Linked DNA regions of Homo sapiens: region 2 is linked to region 1. Evidence: chromatin loops called from intact Hi-C (ENCODE). Cell type or tissue: PC-9. All regions are shown on one strand.

Region 1 (8,000 bases):
TTACCAGACAGTATTAGACAGAGGGCCAGGTCTAACCATGTCTGGTAAGACGCCCATCGGCCGGCGGTGGTGTGGGTGGCCTCCGGGTCCTGGGCTGGTGTCTGCGGGGCCTGTGAAGGGAAGGCCCCGGGGGCGGCTCCTGCCACCTCCTGCAGCTGCCCTGATCCCTCCTGGGTCTGCAGAACGAGCCCCCGAGGCACTTCCCTGACAGCCCCCATCCCAGCACCTGGTCCCAGCCCAGCCTGGCTGTGTGGGGGTACCCGGGAGCCACCTGGTCACCCAGGCCCTGCTCTTGGCAAAGGTTCCCTGCAGCCCCTCGCTGGCTTCCTGAAGCTCGGTCGGGTTAATGAGTAACAGTGAAGGGCAGCCTCTCCCCGGTGGCTGCCCCCTCCCCAGGCTGGGGCCTTGTGTGGGGGTGCGGTCCCAGGCGCCCTGGTTGCAGATGGAAAAGATGAAACAATGGGTCATCCTGGCCTGGTGGGTTTTGGACAAAGTTCCTGTTCTTGTTGACTGGGGGAAGGAATGAGACCCCTTGTCCCTCAGAGGGCAAGCGCAGAGCGTCCCCGCTCCCCTGCATGGTGGGGCTCGGGAATCTGAACCCACCTTGTCCTTCCTGCGCCCCCAGCAGACCCTCCACGGAGCCCGGACCACGTGAGAGAGGCCACTGTTGCTCTTCCCTCTCCAGCCCTGGCATCCCAGCCCTATGGCCTTTCCTGGAGCCAGGTCACCCTAAAACCCAGCCTGGGAGGTTGGGTGGGGGAGGCACAGCGGCTCCGGGAGGGGGAGCAGGATGCCCTCCAGGCCACCTGTGGAGGCACCAAGGGGTCCTCAAGGTGTCAGACCCAGCCTGGGCGTGAGTGACCCCGGGGGCACCCCCGGCAGAGGCCGGCCCCTCCCCTGGGGGCTGGACTTCGGAGCTGACACAGGCCCTCTGCCGCCCGCTCAGCCCTCCGCCCTCACCCGTCTGCTGGCCCCGCTCGGCCCTCCGCCCTCACCCGTCTGCTGGCCCCGCTCGGCCCTCCGCCCTCACCCGTCTGCTGGCCCCGCTCGGCCCTCCGCCCCAGCCCATCCCTGGAGTAGGAGCTCCGGATGTGCCTCGGTGGTGTCCCCGGCGAGCGGCGGGTCACCTTTGAACATCGTTACCAGACAGTGTTAGAGTCAAGCTGGGAAATCCAGCACTGTCCGGTAAGATGCTCACAGGGGCCCGGGAGGGACGTGGGGTCCCGCCAGGCAGGCAGGGGCTGCTGTGGAAGCCCAGGGAAGAACCGGAGCGGTGAGCAGCCAGGGGTGGTGCCGGGACCGGACAGGGCTGGCGGAGAGGGGCTTGGGGGCCCTGAGACTGCACACAGGCCCACCCTCCCTGCTTCCTCCAGGGCAAGGGGACCCTGGGGCTGCTGACCCGGGACCAAGGCGGGGGCACTGGTCTGCTCGGTGGCCGGCCCACCCTGTCCGGCAGGAGGGAAGATGGCTGTGGCCAAGCTGGGTGGGGCGGCTTCCTCTGGGTTCCACGTGGCTCCCGGTTGGGCCTTGCCCTCCTGAGCCCTCTGTTGGGTCCTGCTCGGCCCGCACCTGCTGGGTGTGACAGCAGCTCCCGCCCAGGCGCTGTGGGCAGGGCCCGGACACCTGAGCGTCCTAATCCCCAGATCACTGTGGGGCGCCCTGGGTGCAGCTGCAGGAGGCCTTGCATTCCGGGGTCTCTGAGATGCTGGTGGGGGGCGCCCCAGCCCCCTTCCGAAGGTCACGTCCCCCCGTCACTCTCCCCAGAGCCATCTGGCCCGGACGGGGTGGGGTCCGGTGAGCGGGCTGTGTGGGAGGGGAGTGTGGGGCTCGGCGGGAGGCCCTGGGGGCCGGGACGGGGTCGGCCGGTCGCTGCGTGCAGGGCTCCGCCGTCATCATTACCAGGCAGTATTAGAGACCTGACTCCATCCAATGCTGCCCAGTAAGATGGCCACGGCTGCCCGAGCTGGGTCCGGGGGCCGCCCGGCTGAGGGTTGCATGGGACTCGCTGGGAAGCTCAGTAGCTGGGGGGCCTCGTCCTCCTGGGGCACTGAGGACAGCATCGCCGGAGGGCAGGGGCCCGGGTGAGCCCCACCCGCCAGCCCTGCCGAGTCCAGCAGCCACCAGCTTTGGGTCCTGGGGTGGGCACCTGGGGGGCCGAAGTGTCCTGGCCAGACGGCCGAGGACTAGGTCGGAGTGGGGCTGACACGGGCCCTCTGCCCGCCCCGCTCGGCCCTCTGCCCCCACCCCTCTGCGGGGGACCTTCCCTCTGGGTGGTCCCATAGGAAGGCCTGGACAGCAGCCCCAGCCCCCCGGGCCCCACGTGCTGCCTTGTCTGAGGCAGGGGACAAGGGCCTCTGTCTCCAGGATGGTGTTCCAGGAGCTGCTTCCCTGCCCAGCCCCTTCTCTTCTCAAAGGCCCGGTGTCTGCGAGGCTCTCGAGACAGAACGGTCCCCGCCACCTGGAGACCCCTCTCCCATGCTGCCCCGCTCACTGCACAGCGTCTGAGGGCAGGGGGTGCAGGCGGGGGTGGGGGTGGGGGTGTGGGTGGGGGTGCGGGCGGGGCAGGCTCCTGACCCTGCCCAGCCGTCCCTGCGGTTTGTGTGTCTGCTGGTCTGGGGTCTGACCCAGGCACAGAGGCAGACCGGCCACAAACACAGACACAGGCAGTCAAGCCTCAGACGCCGCGAGGGCTGAGCCGCCTCTGCAGGGGGGCAGGAGGAAGTGGGCAGCCCTGTGGCCCCTCCTTGCTCAGGGCCCTGCCTGGAGCCCAGAGACCCTAGGCTTCTACTCCAGGCACACTCAGGACCCGAGGGAGGTTCAGCCCTCAGGCCAGACCAAGGCTCCCCGCCCGCTGGACACGCCGTCCTTCCTGTCCTCCTTCCCACCCTTTCTCTGCAACCACCTGGTGCCAACTGGGCCCAGAGAGCTGGCCAGAGCCACTCTTCAAGTTTTCTGGCACCTTCCACCCACAGAGGCTGTAGGTGGGGCGCAGGCCCTGTGCCGATTCCCCTGTCTGCCCGCCGACCACAACAAAGGTCGTGTCCGCCCGCCCCCGCCTGCTGCCGGGTCCACCCGGTTCCAGTCTCCTCCTCCAAAGGCCACGTCTCCGAGGTCCTGACCCAGCTTCCCTCACGCCTGGACCCTCTCCGGAGACCCCACACCAGGTCCCCTGCCCTGGCCCCAGCCTGTCAGGCTCCAGGGCACCCGGCTTTCCCTTTCCATCACCTCACAGGCCTTCGCCACCAATGCCATCAAATCCCATCAAATCAGTGCTTCAGGAACACAATTTCACCTGTTTTCTGAGCTAAAGGAAACTAAGACTTCCCGTTCAGAGCAGAGTTGAATTTCAGCTCCATTCCTGGCTGCCAGGTCACGTGGGGAGGGCAGCAGGTGCCCGGCACTCGTCCCTTGCAGCTGGGGCCAAACACAGTTCCCAGCCCACCCGGCGGACGGGCCGGCCTCCCACTGCCAGGTTCAGGGCCCGGGGCCAGTGTCCCCAGGCCCTTGGCCACCCAGGGCCAGCCTTCTCAGGAACCCCACAGGGCCAGAGCTGGCCTGGCCACCCCAGGCTCATCAGTCATTGCGTTCTCACCCGGGAGGCTGAGGGGCACACGGCAGAGGCTGGGACCCAGGGACAGACCCGTGTGGCAGGCAGGTGGGAGAAGCCTCCTTCCTAAGTTCCAGGGCAGGATTCCCAGGCGCCTCCTGAGTGCAGAAGCTGTAAAGCCAACGAGCAGCTAGCAGGAGAGGCCGACCCTGGCTCCAGGGCTGGGTGGGGAGATGGTGGCCTGGGCCGGCAGGCTCAGCTGGGGGACCAAGGATTTCGCAGGGCCTTGTGCCTGGCACAGGGGTGAGGGGCAAGGAGTCGGGTGGGCAGGCGGCCGAGTCTTACCGTGGCCACAGGTCAAGAAATGAAAAGCGAAAACGGACCTTCCCTGTTTTCCGAGAGCCCCACGCGGCGCTTTCTTGTCAACCGTCGCCGGGAAGTGGAGCTAGCGTGGCGGTGCCGGTTGAGGTGTTGGGTTAATCATCACCGCGGGGCCAGACTCAGCTTGGGAAAATCCAGGAGTGAGTCAGGAGGCCCAGAGCCGCCCCAGCAAGGGGTTCTCTGCGGAGCACACTCCCCGTGGAGGCGCCCCTCGGCGCACCTGGCCGCCCTGCCCGCCTGCCTGGCCGGGTCCCACCTGCACAGGCTGGGGTGGGGTGGGAGCGCCCGGCGAGGAATGTGATCCCGGCGTGAAAACCTAACTTGTTGGTTAACCTGCCCGACGGGCTTAATCAATGGTGCGGCCTCGAGAACAAAGTGTGAAATCCAACCCTCCCCGACCGCGGGAGCCGAGCCGGGAGTCAGAGGCTGCCGGGGGGTGGGGTGCGGAGCTCGGCCTGGCGGGCACTCAGGTTCTTCCCTCTGCGTCGCCGGAGCTACGCGTCTGGGAGGCAAAGCCGCCATTTCACCCACACGGCGGGCGTGGATTTGCAGCCCTCGCAGGCCGGCTGTGAGCACGGCCCGTGTGTCCGGGCCACGTCCACCCGCCCCACAGAGAACACACCAGCTCCTCCAGGGATCCAGGGGTGCGCGACCTCCTCGGCCCATCTCATCTTCCTCTAGATACTAAAAAATGTTCTGACAAACTCGTTTCGCAAATAAGTATTTGCAAATTACCAAAATGTCTGAAAAGAACCGCAAACTGCATCCGCATTTTCACAAATGCAAACCTTAATTTTGCCAAATTCAATGTGCTGCCAACCATGCTTTTAAACATTTCATCTGGGTTACTAGAAAAACAAAACCAAACCACGTCTTTCCCCAGACACTCAGCGTAAACGGGGCCTGAGACGCTCCCGGGGGGAGGCCTGAGACGCTCCCGGGGGGTTAATTAAAGCATCGGCTCTTCACGCCCTAAGAATTTTGTTCATCAAGAACAATGAACCTTACCTCCCGCCACCATGATCAATCAGTTCCCAAACTTCAAGAAAGCCAGTGATCCGGGCTGTAAAACCGTGTTCAGGTGCCCCCGCGGCAAGTTCAAGGCTGGGCCTCGGTGGGTCGGACCTTGTTCCCGGCTGCGGCCACCGTACTGAGCCGTTTCACATTTAAGTAAAAAACCTCACGAGAGACGTTGCCCCCACCCCAGTCATAGCGCGGGGCCTGGGAACCGGCTCCAGCTTCTCCGGGCTGAGCCCCACCTGTACCAGACCAGCCACGACCCCAGGCACCAACCTCACCGCCCATGGGCTCGGCCGGCCTCTGACCAGAGGGTGCTGAAACCAAGCCCTTCCCACCGCAGACTCCAGAGCCCAAGGGAGACGCGGTCATCCTCGCACCCGGCCAAACCCTTCTACGCACCCACCTCTGAGGCGACAGCTTCCCGTCTCCGCACAAAGTGCCTCAGGACGGCGGTGGCTGCTTCTGGAGAGAACTTTCTAGAAGGCCTGCTGTCAGGTAGGCGGCAAGAACGTGACCCCTCTCGGAGCCTGCCCTCTGCCCAGGCCCTGCCCTGAGGGCACCCCATGCCTGGAGCCCACACACTGTGCCCGTGCCCGGAAGACGCAGCCCGTGGGTCCAAGATGGCTCCACACCCGAAACCCAGCCGCATCTGCGCAGGGGCCCACCTTTCCCTGGGGGGGGGAAGGACCCGCTCCAGCCTGTGTCTGCAGTGACCGGAGCTCCCCTGGACGCTGGCCAGGCTGGCGACAGCCCATCTGTCACCTGCGCCCCTGCCCCACGTCGGCCACGGCGGGGGCTGGCGAGGGCCCCCCTGCAGGGAGCCGCCTCCCCCTGCGCCTCAGCCTCCCCGCTGCCCGCCCTTACCTGCCCCGACAGGTTCCACTGCTGCGGCCGCGGCCCAGGAGCCGGGTTGAGGCTGCTCCCGCCCCGACCCTGCAGCCAGCGCCTCCCCTGTGCCAGGCCCGGGTGGGTGTGAACCGGCTTCGGAAGGAATGGGGGGCACCTGAGCCCGTCCGTCCCGGTCCACGGAGCTGGGTGCTCTGCCTCAGCCAGGGTCAGGCCTCAGGGCGTCCGTTGGCGCGGGGAGACCTGCAAGGGTGAGCTTCCTGCCCCCGCTCAGGCGAGGCCCTGGCACAGGAAGTCAGTTCAGACCTGCACAGGTGGACAACTCGCCCGTCTCTGGGAGAGTTTCGAGGGCGACGGGACAATGGGAGGCGGTGGCGAGGTGGGGGCCTCGGGAGGGAAGAGCCGGCTCGGCGGGGGCTCGCCTTACAAGGAGCAGTGCTCCCCGCCCCACACAGGTGCGAGCTCCCGCTGGCCAATCTCCGCTCCTGGCCCCCGACAGGTGTGTCCCCTGGGCTCCCATAGGCCGGGCGGGAGGCGGGCCAGTGACGGTGACGCAGGCCCGGGCCCCGCAGGCCCCGCAGACTCCGTCCCGCCCCCACCTTGCCGCCCACCGAGGTTGAACAAAAGCCAGGATGGGAAGGCTTCTGTGGGGCCCGTGTGGAGTGTGGGCGACATGGGCAGGGGTAGGGGCAGCCGCGGGCAACTCTCGCCTCTCCACCTCTGCCTCCCCACCCCCCAGCTCCGCAGGGCTCCTTCCCAGGCTGCCTTAGAAGCGGGTAGGGTGGCCCCAGGGTGAGGGGTCACAACCTGCCCGCCGCCTCCCTGCAGCGGTGGTGCCCTGTCCCATGGGGCTGAGGCCTCTCATGGACAGAGGGCAGGGGCCATACCTGCCTGTCTTTGCTCCAGGCCCGCAGCCCTTAATTTTGGAGCAATGAAGGGACCCCCCGTAGGCCCAGGTGGGTCTCAGGATCGGTCTCCTCGCCAGGGGCTCGGAGGAGCTACGTGCCCCCAGTCCCACCCCAATGGGCAAGAGGCTCCGAGACCCCACAGACCCACAGCTGGGGGAATGAGGGAGGGGTGTGGGTGCCTTCCTGAGCCTCCCTGCGAGGCAGGGACAGCTGAGAGGCCCCAGCAGCTCCCGGAACATCCCCATCTGGGCTCTGGAGGTTACTTTGGAGCCCCTGGAGTGGGGGTTCAAGTTTTCTTTGGGAGCTTGGAAGGCCTGGGGGACCAGGGGTCTGGGGGTGGGGAGGGCAGGGCCCCCGCCCGGTCCGGGAAGCGCCCCTCCCATGGCAAAGTGTTTGCTTCTCGCATCTCCCAGAGGAAGAGCCCATAATGAAACGACAAACGGTCTGTAATTAGCCCGACCAGCAGAGAGGTCCCAGCGGACCCCACGGTTTTCCATAATGAGCTCTGGGAGCTCGGTCAGGAGCCTCATCACCGTGGGCCTGTGCCCGGGGCTCCTGGCTCTCTTCTCGCTGGAAACTGGTCCTGGGGGCACCGGTGACCTCTGACCCACTGCCCTTGCCCCAACAGTCCCTCCCCCGGACAGTCAGGGCCCGGCCCACTCTGATGCCCACTCAGGTGTCTGTGTGGGGCAGGTGGGGGTGGGGTCAGGACACACCCGGCGGGTGGGCTCTTGTCTTCTGGGGAGACTAAGGCACCGCCCACACCTCCAAATCCAGAGTCTGCTGTTGGCATCCAAGTGGGAGAAGGCTGGACCCCCGTCTCGGGCTCACACCCCCACTACCCGCACGCCGCCTCACTCACTGGTCCCAGGTGTGGCCCTTGGCCCCCTGCACGGCGGGACCTGCCTGGGAGCTGGTTGATTTTTGGGACAGGTGTAGTCAGATTTCATGGAGCGATGGGGGCGGCTGGTGAGCCACCGCACGCCATGGGGACCAGGCAGAGTCAAGCTTCCCTGGGGCTGTGTCCACACGCTGCGTTGTTCCACGGCTGTGACTGTCCGGGAATGGGCGAGAGGTGGGGCGGAAGCGTGACAGCCCCCCGGGATGGGACGGGACGTCTGGGCAGAGGCTCTGGGGTGGAAGGGCTGGGGGCAGAGCCTGGGGAGAAGCTGCTCTTTCTCCAAGGGCCACGGAGAATCGTGGAGGGCAGGGAAGGACCCTGGGCAGGGCCGCTCTGGGAGGTGGACGTGGGTCCCTGGGTGCTGGCGGAGGCTCTGGGCAGTAGGGAGAGCCGGGGG
Region 2 (8,000 bases), 140 kb after region 1:
CATATGTTCCCGTGTGGACACAGGCACACTCTGGTTGGGCACCCGCAGGTACTTATCCTGCCCTCAGAAGGTGGGGGTTGGGGCCTGGAGTGGGTGGAGCACTGGGGCTCTCTGGCAATTGGCAGGCCCCAGAGGGGCTGGGGCTCGGTTCCTTCGGAAAGGGTGGCGTGGCTGTGGGCGCCCTTGGCCCACGAGGGGCTGGGGCTCGGTTCCTTGGGAGAGGGTGGCGTGGGTGTGGGCGCCCTTGGCCCACGAGGGGCTGGGGCTCGGTTCCTTGGGAGAGGGTGGCGTGGCTGTGGGCGCCCTTGGCCCACGAGGGGCTGGGGCTCGGTTCCTTCGGAAAGGGTGGCGTGGGTGTGGGCGCCCTTGGCCCACGAGGGGCTGGGGCTCGGTTCCTTCGGAAAGGGTGGCGTGGCTGTGGGCGCCCTTGGCCCACGAGGGGCTGGGGCTCGGTTCCTTCGGAAAGGGTGGCGTGGGTGTGGGCGCCCTTGGCCCACGAGGGGCTGGGGCTCGGTTCCTTCGGAGAGGGTGGCGTGGGTGTGGGCGCCCTTGGCCCACGAGGGGCTGGGGCTCGGTTCCTTGGGAGAGGGTGGCGTGGCTGTGGGCGCCCTTGGCCCACGAGGGGCTGGGGCTCGGTTCCTTGGGAGAGGGTGGCGTGGCTGTGGGCGCCCTTGGCCCACGAGGGGCTGGGGCTCGGTTCCTTCGGAAAGGGTGGCGTGGCTGTGGGTGCCCTTGGCCCATGAGGGGCTGGGGCTCGGTTCCTTCGGAAAGGGTGGCGTGGGTGTGGGCGCCCTTGGCCCATGCACCGCACACAGGCTCGAATGCAGACGCTGACTTCCGGTCCACCCAAACGCTCGGTGCCCCCAACCCCAACCAAGGAAAACAGCTGGCGTGGAGTGGTCAGTGCCCACAGGTGCCGCCAGCCAGGTGCAGGGCGGGGGGGGGGGGGGGGCGTTTCCCCACGGGAGAGAGAACGGCCAGCAGGGGAGACGGCAGCTCCGAGGCAGGAATCAGCTTGCTCCCAGCTGTGGGGTCACGGCAGCTGACGACTGCGCCCCAGCCCTCTCTTCCGCCCCGTGTCCACAGCCTCTTTCTCCCACGGTTCTCTGCACGGGCTTTCACCCCTCAATGCACAGCTCCTTCCCGGCTTCCCTGGGAAGCCCCGTGGAGGTGCCAACCGTGAGTGTGTGAATGGGGAAGGCACTGATGATGAAATCAGTGAAGGTCATGGTGAGCCCTGCTCACACCCCAGCCTCCCCTGGGGAGAGAAGGGGGCACAGCCCCTCCCCACCAGCTGCTGTGGGCCGGGGCGGCCGTGGGCCGGTGTTTGTGCTTGTGCTTCTCCAGCGGGGGGTGCGTGGGAGCCTCCCACCTGCGGACACGCAGGGGCTTGCTTCTCCTAGGGCCCAGTGTGAGGGTGGCCAAGGTGGCTGCCAAACGGCGGGGCAGGGAGGCTCAGGCCAGCGACAGACCCCCGCTCCCACCCTGACCAGGCCTGGTCTGACTCCCAGACTGCCCTGCTGCCCCCAGACAGAGTCCCATCTGGGCAGGGGTGGGCATCTGTGTCAGTCTCGAGGTCCCGCAGGCATGTGAGGGACTGTGACCCAGGACCCTCTCCTGTCCTCACTGCCGCCCCAAGGGACCCAGCATGCCTTCATCTCAAACCTTCAGAAACCACACTGGTCATCTCAGAGGCAGCACCTGCAGAAGGTCCTGGGCCCTTTGCCAGACACGGGGCAGCGTGCTGGACGCAGTGAGCAGGGGGCAGGAGAGTGGACAACCAACAGCAAGCTGAGGCGAGACACGTGCACGAGGACAGAGGAAGAGCCCAGCTCCGAGGCCCCCTGGACAGGCCAGGGTCACCCACCACCAGCCTCACACCTGCAGCACCAGCCCGGGCTGAACCCAGGGACATAGGGTGGTAAGAACCATGGCCCACTAGTGGAGGCTCCAGGCAGAATTCTGAAGTGCACAGGCTGGTACATCTGAGGCTGCAGGCACGTGCACACACATGCGTGTACACACACACACAAACACATGCACACACGCAGGCCACACAGCTGGAAACAGCCGGCTGCCTGTAGGACACAGCACGCCCCTTCTCCCACGCCTCTGCTCCGTGGGGGGACTGCAGGAGGAGGGGGCTGGGAGGGGCCGTCTCCCTTTCCCAGGTCCTGCTGTGAGCTGCCCCTGGCAGGGGGCCTTCCTCAGAGGAAGTTCCCAGGATCTGTGCTGGGGGGAGAGGCCCCTTCGGGGGGGCTTCCCTCAGTGCTGCAGGCTCCGCTAGAGACCTGCCTCATTCCCTAGATCCCAGCCACAATCTTGCCACAGCCTGAGGGGCGCACAGGACTGCTCTGAGCCCCAGTGCAGCTCCCAGCAGCTCACCCAGCAGGCAGGAGGTGCAGGGGTACAGAGCCTCCTCCTCCAGCGGGCGACTGTCCATGGGGTGATATCTCAGCCCTGCACTTCCTTTTTCTCATCTCTGAGGGGCAGGCACCTCCTGGGACCCCGGGGTTCCATCCTGAGGTGGGCAGGCCACCACGGTGTTTCCGTCTGCAGCCCCAGCCCCGCTGGGCTTCGGGGGCCCTGGGGAGCCCAGTCCAAGTGGGGAGGGGGTGCCAGAACCAGGACTGCAGGGAGGGGGTCCGTTCCTGCCCCACCCAGGCCGCTGGTGGGGCTGTGGACCTGGGTCCCACAGGTGGAAGCAAAGCCCTGGGCGTGGGGCGTCTGCTTCTGCAGTTGTTTTCCACCCTCCTGCAGTGATGGGGGCAGAGTCAGCCCTTCAGGAAGGAAGCTGCATGGGCCTGGCTGGAATGACCTCTGGCCGGACCTGTGGCCCCGAGGCACGGGCACCCCCTTCCCTGGAGCAGCCCCATCCCGCCTTCTGCAGGCTGTGGGGCTAATGATTCCCTCTCCTGATCTTGCAGGGACAGGAACCTGTCCTCACCCTAACCTCCTTCTCCCCTACCTTGGCCTGGAGGCTGCAGCAGGTGCCATCCCCACCACCACCCACAGAGGCCCCACCAGAGCGGCCAGTGTGGACAAGCGGGAGCGAGCCCAGTTCCAAAACAACCTTCCCTCTCTAGTCTGCAGGAACAATGGAGCCAGGGCTGTTCTCTGGGTGGGGAGTGAGGGAGTGGGGTGGGGTCTGGAAAAAGCCAAGAGTTCCTTCCACCAGCTCAGCCCGGCCCTCTCAAAGAGGTCATCTCCACAGAACTGACCAACCCGATTCCCCTACCCCTCCCACCACCTCACTCCCTTTGGTTTCAGCCAGCAAAGCCCCCCCCCAGGCCAAGGCAGGGGCAAGCCCAGGAGAAGTCAAAGACGGGACAAGTCCATTCACGCAGGCGGGAAGCACCGAGCCCCGACTTCCCACCAGGAGCCCCGGGGTTGGGATGGACAGAGGTGGGCCCTTCACCCGGCAGACCCCCCTCCCAGCTCCAGGAGAAACAGAGGTGGGGCCCCAACTTCCTACCAGGAGCCCCTGGGTGGGGAGACACAGAGGTGAGTGGGGAGGGACAGAGGTAGGCCCTCCGCCCTCCCACCCGGCAGACCCCCTCCCAGCTGCAGGAGGGAGATTGGGGCAGCAGCCTCGAGCCCAGACCTGCCTGGGGGAGGGCCAGAGAGGGGCTCATGGGGTGGGGGTGGGGGAACCAGGGGGCAGGATGAGAACCTGGAGTCAGGAGGGGGCAGGAGAGGGTGGCAGGAATGCGGAGGAGTTGGGGGCAGGAGCTGAGCCCTGGGCAGGAGAGGGGGCTGGCCCCAGCCCTATGGGAGGTCCTCCTGCATCCCAGAAACCTCCCCCAACTCCTAGACTGCCCCACACTGAGGGGAGCCTGGTCTGGGGCTGTCGGGCCCCTCAACCCCAGCACCGATGCTGTCCCCGGTGCCGTGGGACTCTGGGCTTCCCCTAGGACTGCCGTCCTGAGGCCTAGGCAGCTGGCCAGGCAGGGAGGAAGGGAGGGTGCACACGCCGGAATACAGGCGGGCCCGGGACTAGGCCGCCGGGACCCCGGGCTTCAGAGCTGGGCAGGGCCGGGCTGGGAAGGCGCCAGACTCACTCTGACCCTGGCCCCCTGCCCTGTCCCTGTGCCAGGCCCCGGCAGGGGCAGACAACACTCCCTTTCTCTGCTCCTGGCTCCTAGCAGGGAGGGATGGGCCCCGGGCGGCCTGGCCGGCCCTCAGCCAGGAGTCCCTCCTGGGGGCTTCAGGGAGGCTCTAGGACCAGCCTTTGTGAGGTGGGCTGGGAGGGCATGGGCAGTGCCCAGACAGGACAGGGTGGCGAGGGCCGGAGGAGTCGCCCGCTCAGCCGCCAGCCCTGGGCAGCTGGCACTGCGGAGGCCAGGCCACTTCCCTGACAAAGCAGGGGCGGGGGTCTCCTTCCGGAGGGAGCAGCGGGCCTCCCCCGCCCAAAGGTGGCGCAGAGGGAGGGACACATACCTGTCTTAGTTATGCCAGGAATGTGGCTCCCTAGGCAGAGAAGGGGGGAGGAGCCTTTCTGAGGGTTGTTGACTGGGGGAGGGGCCTTGGCTGGGCAGGGCCAGGAAGATCTGGCAGGGCCAGGTGAGAAACTGAGGAAAGGAAGTCCTCAGTAGAGCTGAGTCCAGGTGTGGCCCAGCAGCAGGTGCACCTCAGGCGGTGTCCGGGCAGGGGTGGTGAGGGGCGTGGCCCTCCCCGACCTGGGGAGCTCGGAGGGGCCTTTGTCTCCAGGATGGGGTTCCCATACAAGGTGGGACCCTGTGGTCTCAGGGGTAGCTTCTGAAGACTAGGGGCTGCCCAGACGCCATCCTGTGCCCTGGGAGGTGGGGTCGGAGTCAGATGGGGAGAGGTCAGCTAGGCTCAAGCTCCCTCCATCCATCCCCCTCACTAGGGTGAGGCCTTGGCTACCAGAGGGCCCAGGGTGGGGTTCAATGTCCTTATCTCCTACAGAGCAGGAGATGGACCCACCTCCCACACCACCCAGTGTGAGGGGAGGGGTGGGCACACAGAATTGTCCCTTCTCCAGCCAGACTGGCTCCAGAGACCTTGTCCCTCAGGGCTCACCCCAGGCTTCTGGGAGGCATTTACCCTGTCCCGGCAGCCAGGGACCCCAGCCACCCGAGATATCCCTGGTCTACTTCCACAGCAGAGCTCCACATGTCCCACCGGAAGCTCCTGGGCTCCCCCACTCCTCATGCTGTTTCCCTCCTGAGGCTCCCCTTGGCCCCTGGCTCACCTGCAAGGCCCCTCCCATGACAGTCCTCCCTGGCTAACCCTCCCCTGGCCAGCCCCACCCCAGGGGGTCCGGTGGCCACAGCCCCTCCCGGGTGCTCCCCAAGCTGCATACTGGCTGTGGGTCCCAGGCTCCCCACCTGGAGCTCGTCCCTGAGTGCGACTGCCCACAGCTGGGCTAAGCCACACCCACCTGGCAGGGGCTCCCCACGGACCCTCCTCCCAGCGCTCTGCTCCGCCTGGGCACTCGCTCCAGAGCCAGTGCCTGGCACCCGTAGAGCGGCTTCGGTAAGATGCAGAGCCTCGTTCAGCCGGGGTGACTCTCCTGCCATGTGCCCTCTGACCCTAGAGCAAGTCCTCAGCTACTAAGTCACGGACTCTCGGGCTGGACCCACCTGGCTGTGGGGTTAGTGACCCCCTCTCCTGATCTTGCAGGGACAGGAACCTCTCCTCGCCCTAACCCCCTTCTCCAGCCCCTCCTCAGCTCCTGACAGCCTATCCTGAGTCCACGATGCCCCCATCTTTTCCCCAGACCATGAGTGCCCAGAAGAGGACCAAGGTTATCATGTCCTCCCAGTGGGGGACCCAGGGGACCCTCCTCTGTGCTGCACTGAGGCCCTGGACCCTGAAGGCAGCTTGGGGACCACTGACCACAGGCTGGGGAAAAGGCCGCAGCGTTCCTTATTTTGGGTGCTGCCCCTCCCCCTGCATAGCCCCCAGGCATGCACAGAGAAGGCAAGAGCAGTGGACAGTCCAGGACCCCACAAGGACCCCTCAAGAGCCAGGCTAGTGTCAGGGCAGCAAAGTTTCCTGCCGGCCAACGGAGCAGATCGGAGAGACGGGAAGTCAGGACCCTTACCGTTGCCTTGAGGAGGAAGCACTCTCCAGACCCCCCCACCGACACATCCCTTCCCAGGCAGCCATGAGGGAGCAGACAGGATGTGGGGGCGACAGGGACCTCCTATATTTTCCCTGCCACATTCCCCAGCCAACGATCTCAGTCCCCAACTGGGACTTGTCCTGCGGGGGCTGCCATGGGATTTCTGCCCCCACCAGGCTGGGGTCAGGGAGGGCCACTCCTCGGCCCTTCGGCAGAGCCATGGGAACAGCAAGCAAGACCTCACGATGGCAAATGCCACACCCTCCACATCCGCAGAAGCCCTCGCCGCACAGCCTCGCCCTCCCGCCCGATCTCCACGGCGAGGAGTGCTCGACACGCGGGCCCGTCTAGACGGAGGTCTGGGCTAACACAGGGGCTTGAACAGCTGGGGACATTCACCTGTCCAGCTTCTCCCTAGAAGGGGCCTCCAGAAGGAAGTATGGAGAGCTGGGAGGAGGGGAGGAGGCAGGAGGCCATCTGTTTGCAGGGCTGGGACTTGCCTTGGGCCCCAGGGCCAAAGATGTCTAATGTGAGGGCTTGGAGATGCAGCTGGGGAGCCAGGGACGGAGAAGCAGAGAATGAGGTTGGACCACAAGACACCGTGTGCTGCAGCCTCCGGCACAGCACGAAAGGACCCCGCACAGCGACCCCTGCAACCTGTCCCCCTTGGCCACTGCCCTGACCCCCACAGGCCCCCACACGAGCCCCCCACCACGCACCTTCCACACAGAACTCCACCTCCTCCAGGTTCCGCAGGGTGATCCGCATGAGGCTGGAGTTGAGCATCAGCTCGTTCTTGTGGGCTGGCCACAGGTATGGGGGTGCAGGGTTCACAAAGAAGATCCTGGTGTCCCCAGTGGACACCTGGTTGTCACAGATGAGGGGGTCTCCAAAGCCGCTGATCACCACCTTGTTGCCGCCGTCCAGCAGGCTCTCCCGGGCCACCAGGTCTTTGCCCTTCAAGTACCGCCAGACCCGAACCTGGGGTGGACATGGCGGTAGGTGTCATTAGTCCTCTCCTGGGGAAGGGGCTAGACTGGGGGCTTTAGGTGTTTAGGGCAAATGTCCACAGTAGACTCAAGCCCTGGGCAGAGATGTGGGGAGACCTCTGAGTCAGCCCGCTGGGCGGAAGCTGGGGGAAGCCCACACTGGCCACCACAGCCCATGCGGGAACGCTCAGAGATGCGTCACCTGTGAACACATCCCCTCCCCCAGGTCTAACCAACTTCAGCCACCCCAGCTCCAATAACGTCCCTATCAGCTAAGGCCGAATTTGGGAAGGGGGCCCACCTGGCTTGGGGTGCCTGCCTTCCACACTTCTCCCCACCTGCCCAGTGCTCAGGGCCCACCTCCCAGCAAGCTTGGGCAGTGGAGGAGGGGGATGGGGCGTTGGGGTAAGGGGCCAGCTTGGCCCTGTGGCTGGGCTGAGACGCCCCTTCCTCGGGCTTCTACAGTCTGTGCACTCAGGGCAGCCTGTGAACCACGAAATCAAGTTTGGGCAGTGCAGGGTGCCCCACCCTCCACCTTCTCAGCTCCTGGGGCCCTGAGGGCAGCTGCTCTGACGGTGGCCTGTGGTAAAGGCTACAGCCGACCTGGCGGCCCTCACGGGGACAGGGACCCACGCACTCACGCACTCCCCTGAGAACAAAGCCGGGAGAAGCAGCCCCTTCCTCAGATCTGGGGGGCTGGGGCTGCCGGATGGGGGGAGAGACAATGGTTGGCCTGTCCACTGCGCAGCCCCTGCTGGGAGCCTCAGGACTGCGGCATCCGCAGGGACCCCCTCCAGTTGCGCAGGCAGAGCCTCTTCCACGCCCCCCAACAGTAGGCTCCAGGAGGCAGATGACCCAGGCAGGGGGAGGGCCTGGTGGCTTTCATCGCCTTCCCCCACCCCAGCCACACCCAGGAGCAG

The links. A loop is a pair of places that touch in the nucleus more often than their neighbours do. Peaks named below come from ENCODE experiments on the same cell type or tissue, not always from the same donor. Only the 100,000 strongest peaks of a DNase experiment are listed, where the experiment ranks them.
Region 2: a loop joins it to region 1, with 10 times the contacts of the local background. A loop is called at or near these places in 2 of 110 quality-filtered maps.

Annotation. Positions count from the first base shown.
Region 1 is chr1:1,161,071-1,169,070 of GRCh38, reverse strand. MIR200BHG (MIR200B, MIR200A and MIR429 host gene) reads right to left here and starts at 6,194. Exons shown (of 2, transcript XR_007065348.1): 1 at 5,813-6,194; 2 at 1-5,436. It overlaps MIR200B (microRNA 200b), which reads right to left and starts at 1,967; the gene lies at 1,873-1,967. MIR200A (microRNA 200a) reads right to left here and starts at 1,208; the gene lies at 1,119-1,208. It overlaps MIR429 (microRNA 429), which reads right to left and starts at 66; the gene lies at 1-66. It also overlaps LOC124903820. In PC-9, no CTCF peak of the experiment used is centred here; DNase peaks (open chromatin) are centred at 4,210 and 6,200; H3K4me3 peaks cover 4,319 bases; H3K27ac peaks cover 4,193 bases.
Region 2 is chr1:1,021,273-1,029,272 of GRCh38, reverse strand. It overlaps AGRN (agrin), which reads right to left. Exons shown (of 36, transcript NM_198576.4): 2 at 6,811-7,072. Among named protein-coding and RNA genes, the nearest start is that of AGRN, 5.2 kb to the right of the region's middle. RefSeq lists enhancers at 3,545-4,520, 4,521-5,497, 6,682-7,881. In PC-9, no CTCF peak of the experiment used is centred here; DNase peaks (open chromatin) are centred at 4,432, 7,252 and 7,612; H3K4me3 peaks cover 1,871 bases; H3K27ac peaks cover 2,657 bases.